2 separate regions of the Mus musculus genome follow, and region 1 is linked to region 2. A link is a contact called in ENCODE Hi-C or POLR2A ChIA-PET data. All regions are on one chromosome and are shown on one strand. Each heading gives the region's core, a stretch centred on a gene start or an enhancer-like site at or near the end of the contact. The rest is flanking DNA. Distances are from core to core; before and after follow the strand shown.

What was found. A loop is a pair of places that touch in the nucleus more often than their neighbours do. ChIA-PET counts read pairs that join two places held with the same protein, here RNA polymerase II (POLR2A).
Region 1: a loop to region 2 is called in a map of mouse embryonic stem cell, with 3 times the contacts of the local background. The contact joins the promoter of Tmem30b here to the promoter of Six1 in region 2. A Hi-C loop is called at or near these places in 1 of 37 maps with a recorded cell type or tissue (mouse embryonic stem cell). POLR2A ChIA-PET finds 5 or more read pairs at or near these places in 1 of 5 experiments (Patski).

What each region holds. Positions count from the first base shown.
Region 1 is chr12:73,544,025-73,548,183 of GRCm38, reverse strand. It overlaps Tmem30b (transmembrane protein 30B), which reads left to right and starts at 1,789. Exons shown (of 1, transcript NM_178715.3): 1 at 1,789-4,159. The coding sequence starts at 1,845. The coding sequence ends at 2,906.
Region 2 is chr12:73,044,225-73,048,873 of GRCm38, reverse strand. Six1 (sine oculis-related homeobox 1) reads left to right here and starts at 2,162. Exons shown (of 2, transcript NM_009189.3): 1 at 2,162-3,007. The coding sequence starts at 2,448. It overlaps Gm51264 (predicted gene, 51264), which reads right to left and starts at 2,989; the gene lies at 2,926-2,989.

The sequences.
Region 1 (4,159 bases), core at 540-3,039, 500 kb before region 2:
CAAGCCATAGTCAGTCAATGGAACAAAATCAACCTAACGTCACTCTCATCCACATGTGATGTGACCACATGCCAGCTACTGGCTATTCTGTTCTTATTCCTATGTACTACGTGCCTGCCTCAGGTTTCTATTCCTGTGATAAAATACCAGGACAGAAAGCAACTTGAGAAGGAAGGGCTTATTTCAGACTACACTTCCACACCGCAGTCCATCATCAAAGAACTCAGGGAAGGAACCCGGAGGCGGGAACTGAAGCAGAAGTCATGGAGGAACACTGGCTTGCTCAGCATGCCCTCATCCCTTCTCCATGACCTCCCCGCCCAGTGGGGGCTCCGCCCACCGGGGGCCCCGCCCACATCAATCATCAAACAGAACAACACCCCTCCGGCTTGCCCACATCTTCTCCATGTGGTTCCTTCTTCTCAGATAACTCTAGTACAAACAAACAAACAAATAACAGCCGGAGAGTGCCTTATTAGACTACTAAGATTCCAGTTTGGCCTAATTGCCATTTCTTCTACATTGTTCGGCACAGGGCTGAAGACTTGGAAGACAACATTAAAAATATTTCCAACAGCTCTTAGTTTTCCAAGTCTCTTTGGATTTGGATAAACGGGTATGCACGAATAACAGAGAAAGCACTTAAGCTATTCACACTGTATGAGCTGCAGGAGTGTACTTCTGTACCTAAGGAAGATTCCATGCATAGCCCCCTGTGCCCTTGTGTATTCTAACCAACCCCGAGACAAACAAAAACAACAAACAAACCAGCCCCAAGGCCCAGGCTGGTTGGAGTTTTCATACAGCCTATACATCCTTCTAGTTCAACTAGGACCAAACACGCAAATGTCCTTGGCTGTGGATATCAGCGAGGCCCTCCAGGGCCTTGGGTCGGGCCTTTCTCTAATCAAGAAGATCTGAAAAGAACATCACATTCAGGCCACAGCATTTTTTTTTCTCATTGGTGGTTCCTCCCACCAGCTAGAGAAGACATTCAAAGGCTGCAAACTCTCCCAGTCATTGATTCTTAATAAATCATTTTATTTTTACAGAACTTTTCACCTTTTGTAGTTATTAAACCAGACTGGAGCATTTGGCTAGGAACTAATCCCCCCCTTACATAAAAAGGGGAGAATAAGAACTCCACGTTGAAATTGATACAGCTACCACAATGTAACTCCCAGGGCACTGTATTTTGTGCTTGAAAACTAAGTGAAACCCTACTTAAGACTCACCCTTTTCCTTAAATAACGAGGATTAACAGCCTTAACGAGGTAATAAATAATCAAGCCAACAGAACCCCACCCTGGAGCAAGCTCTGGGGTGGAACTTTCTTGTTTAAGTCAGGCTTGTGATCTGGGGAAAGTTGCTCGGGCCCTGTGGAAGGAGACAGGAACCTGACCAAAGAGATGACCCACTCTGAGCCCATCACTTGCCCACGGAGGAGCGGGAGAGCTGGGAGGAGGAGGGGAGGAGAAGTGGGAGGAGGGAGAGAAGGAGGAATAGAGAGGAGGAGGAGTCAGACAGGGAGGATCGAAGGGCCAGAGCCTGGTGTGGTGAGGAGCCTCGCCCTGCTCACCTGGGAAGGGCGCCATGCAGGGGCGGAGCCAGTCCCAGGTCACCTGGGCGGTGGCGGAACTGAGCAGTCCCGGGGCAGAGGCAGCGCGCCCCGCAATCGGCCTCACCTGCGTGGGGGGCGGGGCTGGCGCACCTGCGCGGGCGGGCGGGCTGGGGGCGGGGCCGGGGAGCAGCCGTCGAGCTGAGCAGGCGAGCGGAGGCGGGAGGCTCGCCGCTGATCCTGGGTTGAGAGTCGGCGGCCGCAGGCCCCGGCTGAGATCCCCGCCATGACCTGGAGCGCCACGGCGCGGGGCGCGCACCAGCCCGACAACACCGCCTTCACTCAGCAGCGCCTCCCCGCCTGGCAGCCGCTGCTGTCGGCGGGCATCGCGCTGCCGCTCTTCTTCTGCGCCGGCCTGGCGTTCATCGGCCTGGGCCTGGGCCTCTTCTACTCCTCCAACGGCATCAAGGAGCTGGAGTACGACTACACCGGCAACCCCGGCACCGGCGATTGCTCGGTGTGCGCCGCCAAGGGCCAGGGCCGCGCTCCGCCGCCCGGCTGCGCTTGCTCCTGGAGCTTTACGCTGCCCGAGCTCTTCCCGGGCCCCGTGTACCTCTACTACGAGCTGTCCAACTTCTACCAGAACAACCGGCGCTACGGCGTGTCCCGCGACGACGCGCAGCTCAGCGGCCTGGCCAGCGCGCTGCGCCACCCGGCCAACGAGTGCGCCCCCTACCAGTTCCGCTCCGACGGTCTGCCTATCGCACCGTGCGGCGCCATCGCCAACAGCCTCTTCAACGACTCCTTCTCGCTCTGGCACCAGCGCCAGCCCTCGGACCCCTTCGTCGAGGTGCCGCTCGATCGCACCGCCATCGCCTGGTGGACCGACTACCACGTCAAGTTCCGCAACCCGCCGCTGGTGAACGGCAGCCTGGCGCTGGCCTTCCGCGGCACGGCGCCGCCGCCCAACTGGCACCGGCCGGTTTATGAGCTCAGCCCGGATCCCAACAACACCGGCTTCATCAACCAGGACTTCGTGGTGTGGATGCGCACCGCGGCGCTGCCCACGTTCCGCAAGCTCTATGCGCGCATCCGCCAGGGCAACTACTCCGCCGGTCTGCCCCGGGGCACCTACCGTGTCAACATCACCTACAACTACCCGGTGCGCGCCTTCGGCGGCCACAAGCTCATCATTCTTAGCAACATCTCTTGGATGGGTGGCAAGAACCCTTTCCTGGGCATCGCCTACCTGGTCGTTGGCTCCCTCTGCATCGTCATGGGCTTTGTCATGCTGGTCGTCTACATTCGCTACCAGGACCAGGACGACGACGACAACGATGATGAGTGATCCTGCTTCCCAAGAAACCCTGCCTGCTTCTTGGCCAAGCCGCTTTTAGCGGTGGCCTTTGTTCCTAACACAACTTCAGGCCCACAGATCTGTTGTGGAAGATGGGCCTGGTGAAGGGAATTACCCGCCACGGGACTGTTCTCAGGTTCTGGACTGCAGAGTGACACATCTTGCCATTTTCCCCATCTTCTCCATGGCTTACCGACTTGACACGCCAGGTCCTTAAGATTCCTGGATTGGAACTCATTAAGACCAACAGCCAGGATCCCGATTTTGAGCCTAAACTTTTGTTCCTTCCTCTAGGCACACCTCCCTCCGCTTTCTGGGAGGGAGATATCAGATGGGGCGGGGAAGTGTTGGGATGGCAAATGATACCCGCTGATTGCCCGCAGAGGCACAGAGGAGCAGGGAAAGCATATTGGTTAAGATTTAAGTCGATGACGAGGCACCAGGCCCCTCAGGTTCTGACACAGTAAGGCCAGGATGAGCAAGCTTCTCTGGAATCCTTGTGCCCTTGAATTGGAATCTTGAGCCAGGTTGGGCCTGAAGTACTCACCTGAATTCAGTTTTACCTGTAATAATTTGTTCCCGTGAACGGTGGCAATCATAGTGCTCCTGTTTGGTCCTAAACACATAGGAAGGAAGCTGGCAATTTGTGGAATGAGCAAGAAAACTTGCTAGGTCTAGGAAAGTGCAGATCTGCAGGGCAGAAGTGCGTCATTAAATGTAAAAGCAAACTTAAGAAGACGCCGTGTAAAAATCTGAAAACGCAAGAGCAGTCTGCATGGCTCAGGGGCAAGTGTTTTAACCTGAGAAACCCGACTGCAAATGATCTTAGTGGGAAGCAGTTTCCTTGCAACCCTGAGGGACCGAGTTTTGCCTTCTTTCTCAACACCCCACCCCCACCTTGAATCATGCTGAAGGGAATAATTTAACTCATTTGTATTATCTTCACAAAGAACTATCTTAAACCCAGTTTCAACTCTCAAATGAAACCCATTTCTACTGATCACGTTAAAGATTGATAAGGAATATATTCTAATATGCAAAATAGACTCCCAATTATTTTAGCCTTTAAGACAATGCTAAAATTACTCAGCTGATTTTATCTGATTGCCTACAATTGATACAAAGCTAGTCTCAGAGGCAAGTGGGACATTTTTATTTTATTTTTATGGAACAATAATTTCAAAGAAAATTAAAAATAAAATTTCCCATGATGCTGTCTTCCAGGTTCCCTGAAGAAAAGTTCC
Region 2 (4,649 bases), core at 913-3,412:
TTGTTCCAGACTTTAGGGTACTGATTTTGAGAGCCCGTATAAGTCCCCATTCTGGTCCTCACACAGCTGCCATGTCAATAAGGACTGTTCCAAGCAGAGACATTCCTCTTGGCAGGACACTACAGTTCCCCAAGACTTCAACTGAAACGTCATGAGCACTAAAATAAGACAGCGAGGGAAAATTACCAGGCACACAGCCTTGGGCTCAGCAGTGCCAGGCTTCCAGTTTAGAAAGTAAGTCATCAGGCATACCATGTGGCAGGAGCTCTTTTGAAATGATAAATACCATTAAATGCATTTTATATATTTAAAAAAAAAACCCAAGCCTAAATGTAATGACATATCAGCATCTGCTTCCAAGGTTTAATTGCTCAGGGTAGACGGAGTTTCAAGGAAGCAGAAAGCCTTGTGTGGGAGCTCATCAGAGAAGAGGTTTTCTGGCTACTTACAATCTCTCCAGGGAAACAGCCCTGAGGTGGGAACCCTTTATGATGTTGAAAGGCATGTAGCAGGGTGCACTGAACTGGGTGCATTTTTTAAAAAAACATCTAAATAATACAAAGGGAATCCCTTCTCTCACTTGGATCTCAAAATGCAAAGAGTTCTTTGGCTGATGGAATCAAACCACGGCAAGGAGACAAGCTAGTTTGAAGAGCCCAGTGTTTGCTCCCTGCCACTCCCTAAGAGGGCACACCGGAATCAAAAGCATTTTTGAAGTGTACTTAAAATTCTGTTTTCAACTTATCTAATCAGAGATAAGTATAGTCATAAAGTCACTCTCCCTCCACCTTCCCTTATCTCCACCCATTGTTCTTATCTCTTGCTTGACTTAGCCACTGACAATAGATTATCTTTGTTTAGAGAGGCTAATTGTTTTTGAAATCTTTTTAATAATTGCTTTGGAACAAGGTGTGCAAATGAGGCTTAAGTTAATTACAGCTTCATTTGTCTGTGCAGTTTTACTAAGCATTCTCCCCACAGAAACAAAATAGCAGATGATGGAACTTAAATTGCAGGACACATCTCATTGGCTGGCAGTAAAATAGGCCAGCATTGCAAACACACACACACACACACACACACACACACACACACACACTTTATTTAATCTTCTTGGAGCCACTGTGGTTCTAGCTTAGAGGGCAGTGTCCCTCTCAGAGCAGGGCAAGGATTATGTTACAACCAGACAGTTATTGGAGCTGGGCGCAGTTTTATTTAATTTACACCCCATTCAGCGCCTTTTGCATGAGGTTCCCCAATTTTTTTTTTTTTTTTTGCTAATGGCAAGTAAAGCTTTTCAGCATCCATCGGTAGCAGGGGTTGCTTTGAAAAAACGCAACCGTACAACTGGGGAAACTGAGTCCAGAAGTCTATGGACAGCAAGATTCTAAATTGCAGATGAAGCCCTGGTGTCTCTATGCTACAGTGCCAGGGTCAACCCTTCTGATCCCTCTTCTAGAGGCACTTTGAGAATGAGGGGAATGTTGCCCAGATCAGAGTCCTTGAGACCTTTAGGAGGTGTTAGGAGTTAGGAAGAGAAAGGGTGTAGGAGTTGGGGGGTGGGGGTGGGGGTGGGGGTGGGGGGCTAGGTTTGTCTTCACCTCCAGGAACCAAACCTGGAAGAAGCCACTTTCAGAGTGCTTGCAGCACAGAACCCTAGTCTCCTTTTGTATTATTTATCTCATTCCATAAGCTATTCATCAATCCATTATTTATTCATCTTAACATTAAGGTAATTAAATATGAGCTCACCGGGAAAAGCCAAGACTGCAAGAGACAGGGCTAAGAATATGGAGAAGAGGGTCATTAGAACGTCTGCAGCCATTGATTTGTGCTGCGTGAGGCTCCCCTTAGGTGACACCAAAGAGGGCGCCGCTTCGCAAGGTCCTGACTTGGTCACCACCCTTTTCAGCACCCCAGTTCCCTCCTCCCGACCCCACCTCACTTCCCACCTCTCCGGGTCCTTCTCCTCCCACCACTTCTTATCCTAGGCAGCACTCGGTAGCTTCGCCCTCCCCACGCGGGGCGGCAGGGTGGCGCGGCTTTGCTGCCGGGCCGGGCGGCGCGCAGGCTGGCCAGCTTCGGATAGGCGCCGCTCGCAGCCAATCAGCGTGTCGGGGACGCTGCGCGCTTTAAGGCCGCTGCGGGGAGAACAGAAACCAAGTTCCCCGGCAACCAGCAGCATCCACCCGGCGGCAGGCGGGAGCCAGCGAGGCCCAGAAGGCTGTAGAGAACGCCAGCCACTCGGAGTCTAGCTCACCCCTACTTCTCTTCGTCTTCCTTGGCCTCCCACCCGCCGAGGTTCGACTGGTCTCTTCGCCCGCGCCAAGGCTAGGGAGGGGGTTAGGAGCAGCCGCGCCCCCCTCCCCGCGGCAGCCGCCCCCTGCTCTCCCAGCTCTGCTCACTGCCGCGTGCGCCCGGGCCCGTGCGCCCCGGCAGCGCCAGCCATGTCGATGCTGCCGTCGTTTGGTTTTACGCAAGAGCAAGTGGCGTGCGTGTGCGAAGTTCTGCAGCAAGGAGGGAACCTGGAACGCCTGGGCAGGTTCTTGTGGTCGTTGCCCGCCTGCGATCACCTGCACAAGAACGAGAGCGTGCTCAAGGCCAAGGCGGTGGTCGCCTTCCACCGCGGCAACTTCCGCGAGCTCTACAAGATACTGGAGAGCCACCAGTTCTCGCCTCACAATCACCCCAAACTGCAGCAGCTGTGGCTGAAAGCGCACTACGTGGAGGCCGAGAAACTTCGCGGCCGACCCCTGGGTGCCGTGGGCAAATATCGGGTGCGCCGAAAATTCCCGTTGCCGCGGACCATCTGGGACGGCGAGGAGACCAGCTACTGCTTTAAGGAGAAGTCTCGGGGCGTGCTGCGGGAGTGGTACGCGCACAACCCCTACCCCTCACCGAGGGAGAAACGGGAGCTGGCCGAGGCCACCGGCCTCACCACCACCCAGGTCAGCAACTGGTTTAAGAACCGGAGGCAAAGAGACCGGGCCGCCGAGGCCAAGGAAAGGTACGCGGCGTGCTTGCCCAGGCTCGGGTGACCCCGGGAAGTTTCACCCTTCGCTCCCTTCTGCCCCCCGCAGGCGTCGCCACCAGCTTCCTACCCGCCGCCACCCGGCAGAGGTCCGTGGGGCGGCACCCCGGCCTCGGCGACGCTGCTGTGAAGGTTCATGAACTCTTGAGGTTGCCTGTTAGGGACTGGGTCGCGTTTGCGTGGAGCACTCGCGCGTGGGTTTCTTTGGTGAGGGAAAGTGTGGGGAACGGTCGGCGTTGGGTTTGTTTCATGCCCTCCGGGCTGGCTCCGGCGAAGAGAAGGGATGGCCAGGGAGTTTGTAGATCAGAGGAAACGGGGGTATTGCTTGGTATCGCGAGGGAAGCTGTTCGGTACGGCGGAAGGTCTCGAACCTCCGCTCTTTCGCTCCGTCTTGAAGCTGGTCTGAGTCGAACGCTCGGCCCCCAGTACCTCCCGGCTCTCTGCTCATTCTCTCCGGCTAGTCTATGGAGGAGAGTTCTGCTTCATTTCGCGCTAGTTGGACAAAGGGAGGAGTCTTGTAAAAAGAAATACCCTGGAAAGGGGACACTGGGGGTGTCGCTGCTGGGTGTCCTATCAGAGGCCCCAAGCCGGGAGAAGACTGCCGCCTGCCGCGCTCCCTCATGCTTGGCCGGGTTGCTTTCGCTGGCCCCGCCGCCGCCGCTGCGGGCGAGGAGAAGGGCTCCAGTCGCTGGCTTCCCCCTCCCGGGAGCACGGAAGCAAAGCTTTAAAAAAAGAAAAGAAAAGAAAGAAAGAAAAAGAAAGAAAGGGGAAAAGTCTCCCTTCTCCCCTCCTCTCCTCTCGCAGACGCGGCGGTTCCTCGGCCCGGGAGGTTCGTAGCGGAGCTTCTGGCCGAGGTTCGGAGGAGCGCGGGGCGGAAAAGTTGGGGAGCTGGGCACAGAGCCCCGCTGTGCTCGCCTTTGTTCACTGTCAGCCTGGGGGCCGAAGATCTGGCTTCCAGGATTCCCCCTGGGTGGGGAAACCACAGAGCCTGCCTAAATTCCGGGGAAAGGGGCTCTCCGGAAGAGAAAGACGGTGCTGGGAAGGGAGTGTGCAGGCGGGCGAGCGCTAGGCTCCGGGTGGCCGCCGGCGCTGGAAAGGAGGAAGAGCGAGCAGTCCTGAAGTTGAGTGGGACCCGGGGACCCGGGGACCCGGTGCGGGGACGGACTGACACTCCGTTGTGCGGGGTCGGCCGGCGCCCAGCCGGGGCGGGGCAGCGAAGTTTGCCCGGCTGAGAAAGGGTGGGAGGCTCTGGATTGTGGGCGAGCAGCTCAGAGAGGAGAGCAGGAGGGGCTGGGGAATGAACTAGGAGTAACGAAACAGGGATTGCTCGGCTCCAGCTACCCTTTAGTTTACAAAACGGCCGGTCCCCAAGCCAAGCGAGGGCCCACTCCCGGGTGAAATCCGAGAGACTGGCTAAGCTCCCTGTGTTTACTCAGGTCACTGGGCCGCTCTGGGCACGACTTCCCATGACCTGTCCTAGGTCTCTGGAACCCCAGCCTCCAGACAGGGGCAGGGAAACTGGTCATCTAATTGTTTCCTCAGATGGAGGCAGGCAATTGACTTGGGTCAGAGCAAGCATTTGTGCATTGGGCAGTTTGTCTCCCGATCATTTCGTTAT